Regions from separate parts of the Homo sapiens genome. Here region 2 is linked to region 1. A link is a loop called in an ENCODE intact Hi-C map of the cell type or tissue named here. Cell type or tissue: IMR-90. All regions are shown on one strand.

The links. A loop is a pair of places that touch in the nucleus more often than their neighbours do. Peaks named below come from ENCODE experiments on the same cell type or tissue, not always from the same donor. Only the 100,000 strongest peaks of a DNase experiment are listed, where the experiment ranks them.
Region 2: a loop joins it to region 1, with 4 times the contacts of the local background. A loop is called at or near these places in 19 of 110 quality-filtered maps.

What each region holds. Positions count from the first base shown.
Region 1 is chr2:182,075,845-182,079,844 of GRCh38, forward strand. All of the region lies in intron 4 of PPP1R1C (protein phosphatase 1 regulatory inhibitor subunit 1C), which reads left to right. Among named protein-coding and RNA genes, the nearest start is that of PPP1R1C, 92 kb to the left of the region's middle. In IMR-90, a CTCF peak has its summit at 1,990 (motif pointing left); DNase peaks (open chromatin) are centred at 1,337 and 1,927; H3K27ac peaks cover 1,080 bases.
Region 2 is chr2:181,915,140-181,919,139 of GRCh38, forward strand. It overlaps ITPRID2 (ITPR interacting domain containing 2), which reads left to right. Exons shown (of 18, transcript NM_001130445.3): 11 at 77-1,288; 12 at 3,459-3,536; 13 at 3,616-3,743. Among named protein-coding and RNA genes, the nearest start is that of ITPRID2, 25 kb to the left of the region's middle. In IMR-90, no CTCF peak of the experiment used is centred here; DNase peaks (open chromatin) are centred at 1,782 and 2,062; H3K27ac peaks cover 445 bases.

The sequences.
Region 1 (4,000 bases):
ATGATAAGCTTTGCCTCAACTTACAGTACTTCTGTGAAAAAATATATTTTATGTATCAAAAATTGTCACTGGATGATAATGCTCACATTATGTAAAAATAGGTCTCAAAACATATTTTTGTGTGGCAAAAATAAAAAAATTAAAGTAGTTTAAATGCTTTTTTTAGTATATGCTTATAATGTATTATTTTATCTTTAAGTTTTACATTTAGTCCCACAGCTTATTATGTTGATTTTTGCCTTGAAAAAGTTTACTCTGTGATTGTAGGAATTAGTCTGGATCTTTTAGAACAGTTCTTAATATCTCTAAAGTTATCTATAAATCAAGGATTTTGAACTTTTTTTTTTCTTTTCTTTTTTTTTTTTTTTTTTTTTTTTTTTTTTTTTTTTTTTTTGAGACGGAGTCTCGCTTTGTCTCCTGGCTCACTGCAAGCTCTGCCTCCCAGGTTCACGCCATTCTCCTGCCTCAGCCTCCTGAGTAGCTGGGACTACAGGTGCCCGCTACCACGCCCGACTAATTTTTTTTTTTTGTATGAACTTCTATAATAGAAAAAAGGGACCAAAAGAGAAATCCTCTCCTACTGTCTGTTCATCTTTTTTAAAAATGCAAGCAAGAAGTACTTGTTCCTGCCTTTGATGTTATTGAAGAAATAATATATGTAAAAATCAGGAGAATGGAGGGAAAGAGCATTGGATCTGTGATTTCATACACTGCACTCATTTATGCTTTAAGTCCTGATGGTTAATGAAGTCAATCAGAACCCCCCCACCCCAAACCTCCTAACTCTACCATTATTCCTTGATGTAATTCCCTCTTTGTGCAATAAGTTAATTAGTACTTTTACAATAATTTTCTTCAAAATACTTTTCTATTAATCTTTCTCAATTATGTATGGCTGTAGTATCTTGCTTATGCTATTTTCTTCAACATTTTAATTTTTCTACTATTAACAAACTTAATTGGATTTTAAATAACACATCTGTAAATCCTACCACGAAGAAATATGGAAGAGTGTTGTTTGCCAAAGATTCTTAGCCTATCTGATGTTGATCCCTGTATACTCCTTTGTACCAGTCTTACTCATCCTAAACTTTGTAAAAATAATAATGGAATTAGTTTTTCTTTGGGCCTTTCTTAGAAGATGGTAGGCAGTGTCATTTGATTATTATTAATTAATTTTTTACAGTTACTTGGGCATACAAATGTGTCCTAGACATAATGAAAACTTCTAGTCTACCTTCAAATTTTTAGAAAATTACTACGTGAATACTCATTTGTGTAAATGAAAACGAAAACTCTCTTTTATGACCTCAAAGAACCTCAAAGAATGGCAAAATAGGTTTCAAGTTTCAGATATGTAAACATTGCTACATTAAACTGTTTGTTTTAAAGTAACATAAAATGTCATAAACTTACTTTTTTTGGATTAAGATACATTTTGTGAGAGCTGAACCATGATAAAAAGGAGAAACGCCTGATCGTCTTAATTTTTATGTGAATCGACTTTAATTAACATATAAATGTTTTGAAAAATATCACAGGGCCTCACTGGCAATGTCAAAGCTTTATTTCATTTTATTAAGATTAATTAATTGTTGAATCACCACATGTCCCATGTTTTACTTATAAGGCCAAACCAAAGAATTCTTTGCATCTATATCAGCATCCTTAGCTTTTCAGACAGGCATTTTAATCTCTTCTGATCTCTGAGATAAATATATTTTTTCACGTAATTATGTAATTACTCAATAGACCAGAGCAGATCCCATGGAGCCACTGCAGTGTGTGCTGTATAAATAATGTTCTGTTCTACCCCTGATAATTGGCCAGTAGAGCCTCCTAGGAGAGTTTTTATCCCTTGAATAAACACTACATAGGCAAGGAGGGTTGACTCAGTATTTTCTTCATTGGCAATGAAACAGAAGCACTTCACACTCAGTGCTTATTAGATCATTTTAAAAAGAACACAGTGCTTATGACCCTACAGCTCCCTCTGCTGGTTCACAAAGTTTAAAAAGTACAAGTAGAAAATAATGTTTAAGAAGTGGAACCCTTGCCGGGCGTGGTGGCTCACGCCTGTAATGCCAACCCTTTGGGAGGCCAAGGAGGACGGCTTGAGATCAGGAGTTTGAGACCAGTCTGGCTAACATGGTAAAACCCCTATCTCTACTTGAAAATGCAAAAAAATTAGCCGGGTGTGTGGCGCACACCTGTTGTCCCAGCTACTCCGGAGTCTGAGGCAGGAGAATCGCTTGAGCCCGGGTGGCAGAGGCTGCAGTGAGCTGAGACCGTGCCACTGCACTCCAGCCTGGGTGAAAAGAACCTGAGCCCCTTAGGAGAAAAATATGTCATTTTTGGTATGAAATGGGGTTAAACTAAGGGAATAAGCAACAGAAAGTCTTCTTATTTTTATGATTATTAAATTGTGAGCCACCTTACTCACCATCTGTCTTTAATCATCCAAGCATATGTATTCCTGTCGTGTCTTACTTTTTGCAGTAAAAAGCAGGCTCTAGATAGAGTAGGCAGGTATTTTTTTCAGGACAACCGTAACCAAAGTGAGCTTCATGAGTCTATCAGCCCCACATTAACAGCTCTATTCCTTCATAAGGCAGATTATTATTCATAGGGGTCCTTAAGGTACCTTTACTCCATATGAAGGAGTGGCAAATGAAAGATGTAAAGAAATGAACATCTTCTTCAGACTGACTAGTTAAAATCCTATGTATCTCATCTTTCTGATATTGATAACCACCTTCATTTGGTACGGGAAAAAATAGCAGAAAGAAGGAGAACTGGAGTAGGAGAAACGTGGGCTTGAATCCCAGCTCTGACAATTCAAATCTGTGTCGTCTTCTTCCAGTTATTTAACCTTTATACTCTTTCTTGTTCACATCTATAATTTGAAGATAACCTCAGAGAGTCATGTGAGTGAAAAATAAAGTAATATATGTATAGTGCCCAATATGTAGCAGGTGTGTTTTAATTGTAGTAAACACTACTCCTGAGAAATCTGGGTTTCTGCCCCAACCAACAGAATGACACAGAGAATGTCAAAGAGAAATCATTTCCCTTCCAAACATTCTGAAAGTATGGCCAGGCAACATACAGTCAATCATATAAAATACATAGTTTTTATTTAAAGAAGTTAATGTGATGTGACTTTTCCATAGTTACACAATCTGCAATCAAATTCTATTTATTTTTTGATATGGAGACAAGATCAGAAATATAGTTGACTCTACAGAATTGTAGGTTCCAGAAACCATTAAATCAGGCTATAAAAGAAGCTATGTAAACACTATATTCTGATGAAGAGGATTTAGATAATGAGTTGTAGAGGTTGTCATAGATTATTACAAATAAATTCACGTCTCTGATAGCTCTCTATTGCTACTTACATAGCAGATGTGTTTATTTTAGTATATTAGGTTTTGACAAGACAGTAAACAATGGTTTTATAATCTAATAGCTAGATAAGGAAAAATGGTTTGAGCCTAATGTCTTACGTATTCTGAACAACAGTTTGCCTTCAGGTAATGCTGCGCTGTGTCTTGTTCCCTATACACAGGTTAGGTCATTCTTTATTATCAGGTAATAAAAAATAATAGAGGAAGTATAAGCAGTGGCTAAGTGCAAAAATCTGAAGCCTGAGAATCTCAGTTTGAATTCTAGTTCCATTTAACTGTCTGACCTTGAGAGAGTGGGTTGGATGCCTCATCTGTGCTTCATTTTCTTTGCTTCTAAAATGGAGGTAATAAAAGTGTGCACTTTGTATCAGTTTTCAAGGACTGCCTTAATAGATTCCCACAAACTTGGTACTTAACACAAAAGAAATGTTTCCTCTCACAGTTGGTGAAGCTAGATGTCTAAAAACCAAGGTATCAGTAGGGCCATGCTCCCACTGAAGGCTGTAGGGAAGATTCCTTCCTTGCCTCTTCCAGTTTCTGGTGGCCCCAGGTGTTCTTCAGCAAGTCCTCAGGTGTTTCTGGGAGTGGAA
Region 2 (4,000 bases), 160 kb before region 1:
CCATGTTGGTTTGGTATTTTGTTAGTGACTCTTCTTACATATATTCTTCATCTTTCCACCTATTTTCTTTTCACAGGTTCAGGAGTCCTTGCAGGCTATGGGGAGTAGTGCTGATAGTTGTGACAGTGAGACAACAGTTACGTCACTTGGTGAAGACCTTGCCACACCAACAGCACAAGACCAGCCTTATTTTAATGAATCAGAGGAGGAGTCTCTTGTCCCTCTTCAGAAGGGACTAGAGAAGGCAGCAGCAGTTGCAGACAAAAGAAAATCAGGTAGCCAGGATTTCCCTCAGTGCAACACCATTGAGAATACAGGAACTAAACAGTCCACCTGTAGTCCAGGGGATCATATCATTGAAATTACTGAAGTGGAAGAGGATTTGTTTCCAGCAGAGACAGTAGAGCTACTGAGGGAAGCAAGTGCTGAAAGTGATGTGGGTAAAAGCAGTGAAAGTGAATTTACTCAGTATACCACACACCATATTCTGAAATCATTGGCTTCTATTGAAGCTAAATGCAGTGATATGAGCTCTGAAAATACAACTGGGCCTCCCTCTTCCATGGACAGAGTTAATACAGCTTTGCAAAGAGCTCAAATGAAGGTTTGCAGTCTGTCTAATCAAAGGATGGGGCGTAGCCTGCTAAAATCAAAAGATTTGTTAAAACAAAGGTACTTATTTGCAAAAGCTGGCTATCCTCTAAGAAGGTCTCAGTCTTTACCAACCACCTTATTGAGCCCAGTAAGGGTTGTGTCCTCTGTCAATGTTCGATTATCTCCAGGAAAAGAGACCAGATGCAGCCCACCTTCCTTCACCTATAAGTACACACCTGAAGAGGAGCAGGAATTGGAAAAGCGGGTGATGGAACATGATGGTCAGTCTTTAGTTAAATCGACCATTTTCATCTCTCCATCATCTGTGAAGAAAGAAGAAGCCCCCCAGAGTGAGGCGCCGCGGGTGGAGGAATGCCATCATGGAAGGACTCCTACCTGTTCACGGCTTGCTCCACCACCAATGTCTCAGTCTACCTGTTCCCTTCATTCCATCCACTCTGAGTGGCAAGAAAGGCCCCTGTGTGAGCACACAAGAACTCTGAGCACTCACAGTGTTCCCAACATATCAGGGGCTACTTGTAGTGCCTTCGCTTCCCCTTTCGGGTGTCCTTACTCACATAGACATGCCACCTACCCTTACCGAGTGTGCTCTGTGAATCCTCCTTCAGCCATAGAAATGCAGTTGCGAAGAGTATTACATGATATTAGAAACTCACTGCAGAATCTTTCACAGGTATGAGAAAAAGTATGTTATCATTAGCTTTTTTCTTTTACTGCTCTGAGCACTTTTTAATTCACAGAGAAGCTAAGGCACATCAAGTATGAACTACCTCAGCTTTATTTTCTGACATGTCTAAACTTAATCTGCATCTGCCTTCGTTTTCTATCTTCCCTCCTGTTTCAAGGGAGAAGCTGTAACTAACCCTGATCAAAGTCGATTTCTCTGCTCACAAGTCTGTCTCCTTTCCAAGAGGAGAGATTTTTCTCGTTAAGTATCCTCCCATTTTTAGTCTATCATCCACTGTCTTTGTTTTAGTCTAGAATCTTTTGTCATTTCTATTATTAAAAAATCTTCCCTCTTAAAGTTCTTTCTCTCTTTCTCTCTGCTATTTGAACATGTTGACTACCTTTTCCTTTTCCAAGTTTTCTCCCTGTTGGCTTCTGTGGCACCACGTTCTCCTGGTTCTGCTCGTAGCTCTCTGACTAAGCTTTCCCCTTCACCTACTGACCCTCGATGCTGTGCACAGAGTTAGTCTACTTCCACTGGACTCAAAGACTGGAACTACTCCAGACCAGAAAATAACAAATCAGGTAAAGTGTGAATTTGATTTAAAATGCTCTGTATGTCTTGTCACTTTTAAAGTCATTCTCAGATTTGTTAGTAGACTGGAAATAATTTTCCCAAAAAAATTTTGAAAATAAGTACGTTGTCTTCAGTTTTGCCTTTTACATTTTCTTGAACATTCTCTCTGAATGAATCATGTTTAGACAATTGAGGGATTGAAGAAAATGACAATGTAATATAGTCATGAGAGCATTCAACAAAGAGTCAGGAGGCCTAGAATGAATGTAATAGACCTCTTATCATGACATAGTAGACAGGGAGCCACTTGGAAAGTAAAAATCAAAGGTGTAACTTCTCAAGTTATAATAAGATATACCTCCTCTTAACTGTAAGTTTTATCCTCATGACAATTGTCCCCTAACAGTTTTCTGTTTAAACAGAATGTGGGTGTTTCTTATTCCTCCTTACAAAATATAGTTCTGTCTGTGATGGAACTTGCAGCTGTGATTATGTCAAGCTGGGGATTTCCAGGACCCTGTCCACCAGTACCGTGGTGCATCTTTCTAGGCCACCTAGTTCTTCTGCTCCAGCTGTGGTCTCTTTCTCCTGGATATCCCAGCAATAACTCAGCTAATACATCTCCCCATGCCTACCCCACCCTACACTAGTGGACAGGTGCTTTCTATGATGTGGTCTCTGACTATCTCTCCAGCCTCATTCCTTAGCTGTAGGATTGTGCACAGGTCTCTAAACAGTTGTGTGTTCTTAGGTATCTGCACATGGCTGATTTTGTGTTTTGTTTTTTTAAAATAAAAAGATGAAGTTTCTGTTTCTCGCCCACGTGGAGTGCTGGAGACAGTGGTGTAATCATGGCTCCCTGCAGTCTTGAACTCCTGGGCTCAAGTGATCCTCCTGCCTTGGCCTCCCAAAGTACTGGGACTATAAGCCACTTTTTTTTAACCGAGATCACCCAGTCTTTGCCTTTCTTTGCATAATCAAGCCCTATTTACTGTTAAGGCTCAGTTCAAGTAGTGTTACCACTTTTGGGAAAGTTCACGTAATCTGAATTTTTCTGTGTTCATCATAGCACTCCTTCCACAGTATTAGAATTTTTTTAAAATTTCCTTTATTTTTCTTTACACTGTGAGAACACCTGAAGGCTGGGAATACCTTTTATGTTTTTATCTCACTGCCTAAAATAGTGGCATATAGGAAATGCTAAGATGTCTGAGAAAGACGACAATGATTGCTTGCTCTCCAGCAAAGTTAATAATCACTATAATCTCATGATGATATTTGCAATGGCTTCTACATTTTTGCGTTTTGATTTTGTTTTTTTTTAGTTTCGCAAGAGGGAAGTCCTGAAAGAAATAGATGTGAACTATGTTCCTTCGCCTCCTCCTCCCACGTAGATTGACTTATACCTGGAACAGCTAGCAGTACTAGGTGTCATTGGGAACTGATTTCTTTTTTCCTGCTTACAATATGAAGGTTTTTTGGATCCTTTTGTCTTAAAGAGAAAAATATATAGGCCCCAAATTCTGCCTTTTAACCCCTTAAGTGATTTGGAAGTATTCACTTTAACATTGGTTTTAATCCTACTTTTACTTTTTTGAAGTACCCTATGATGAGAGGACCTGATCCTGCTGCTGCTCCATATAGTACTCAGAAATCATCTGTTCTACCTCTTTATGAAGTAAGTTCTTTCTTACATCTTTGTGTTCCAAAATAATTTGTAGAATTTAGAAGTGTAATTTTGTTATATTGCATTCTAGAATACTTTTCAGGAGCTCCAGGTAATGAGGCGGAGCCTGAATTTGTTTAGAACACAAATGATGGATTTAGAATTGGCAATGCTGCGTCAGCAAACCATGGTTTATCATCATATGACTGAGGAGGAGAGGTAAAAGTTCATTTTGTCTTAGCACACCTCAAAAAGCTTTTCATTCAAAGTCTTCTCAACTTATATTTTTTAAAATTAGGTTTTGATTCTACTGCTGTGTACCTTGTATCTGTTTTGTGAACCAGTGTAGATAAGATTAGTCATAGATAGTGTTTTACTAAGTAAACTTGTATGCCTTCAATATCCTAAGGGTAGTGGTAACCTGCTTTCCCGTGTTTGAGATATTTGTGAGAGGATAGGGGAAGAAAGACTAATGT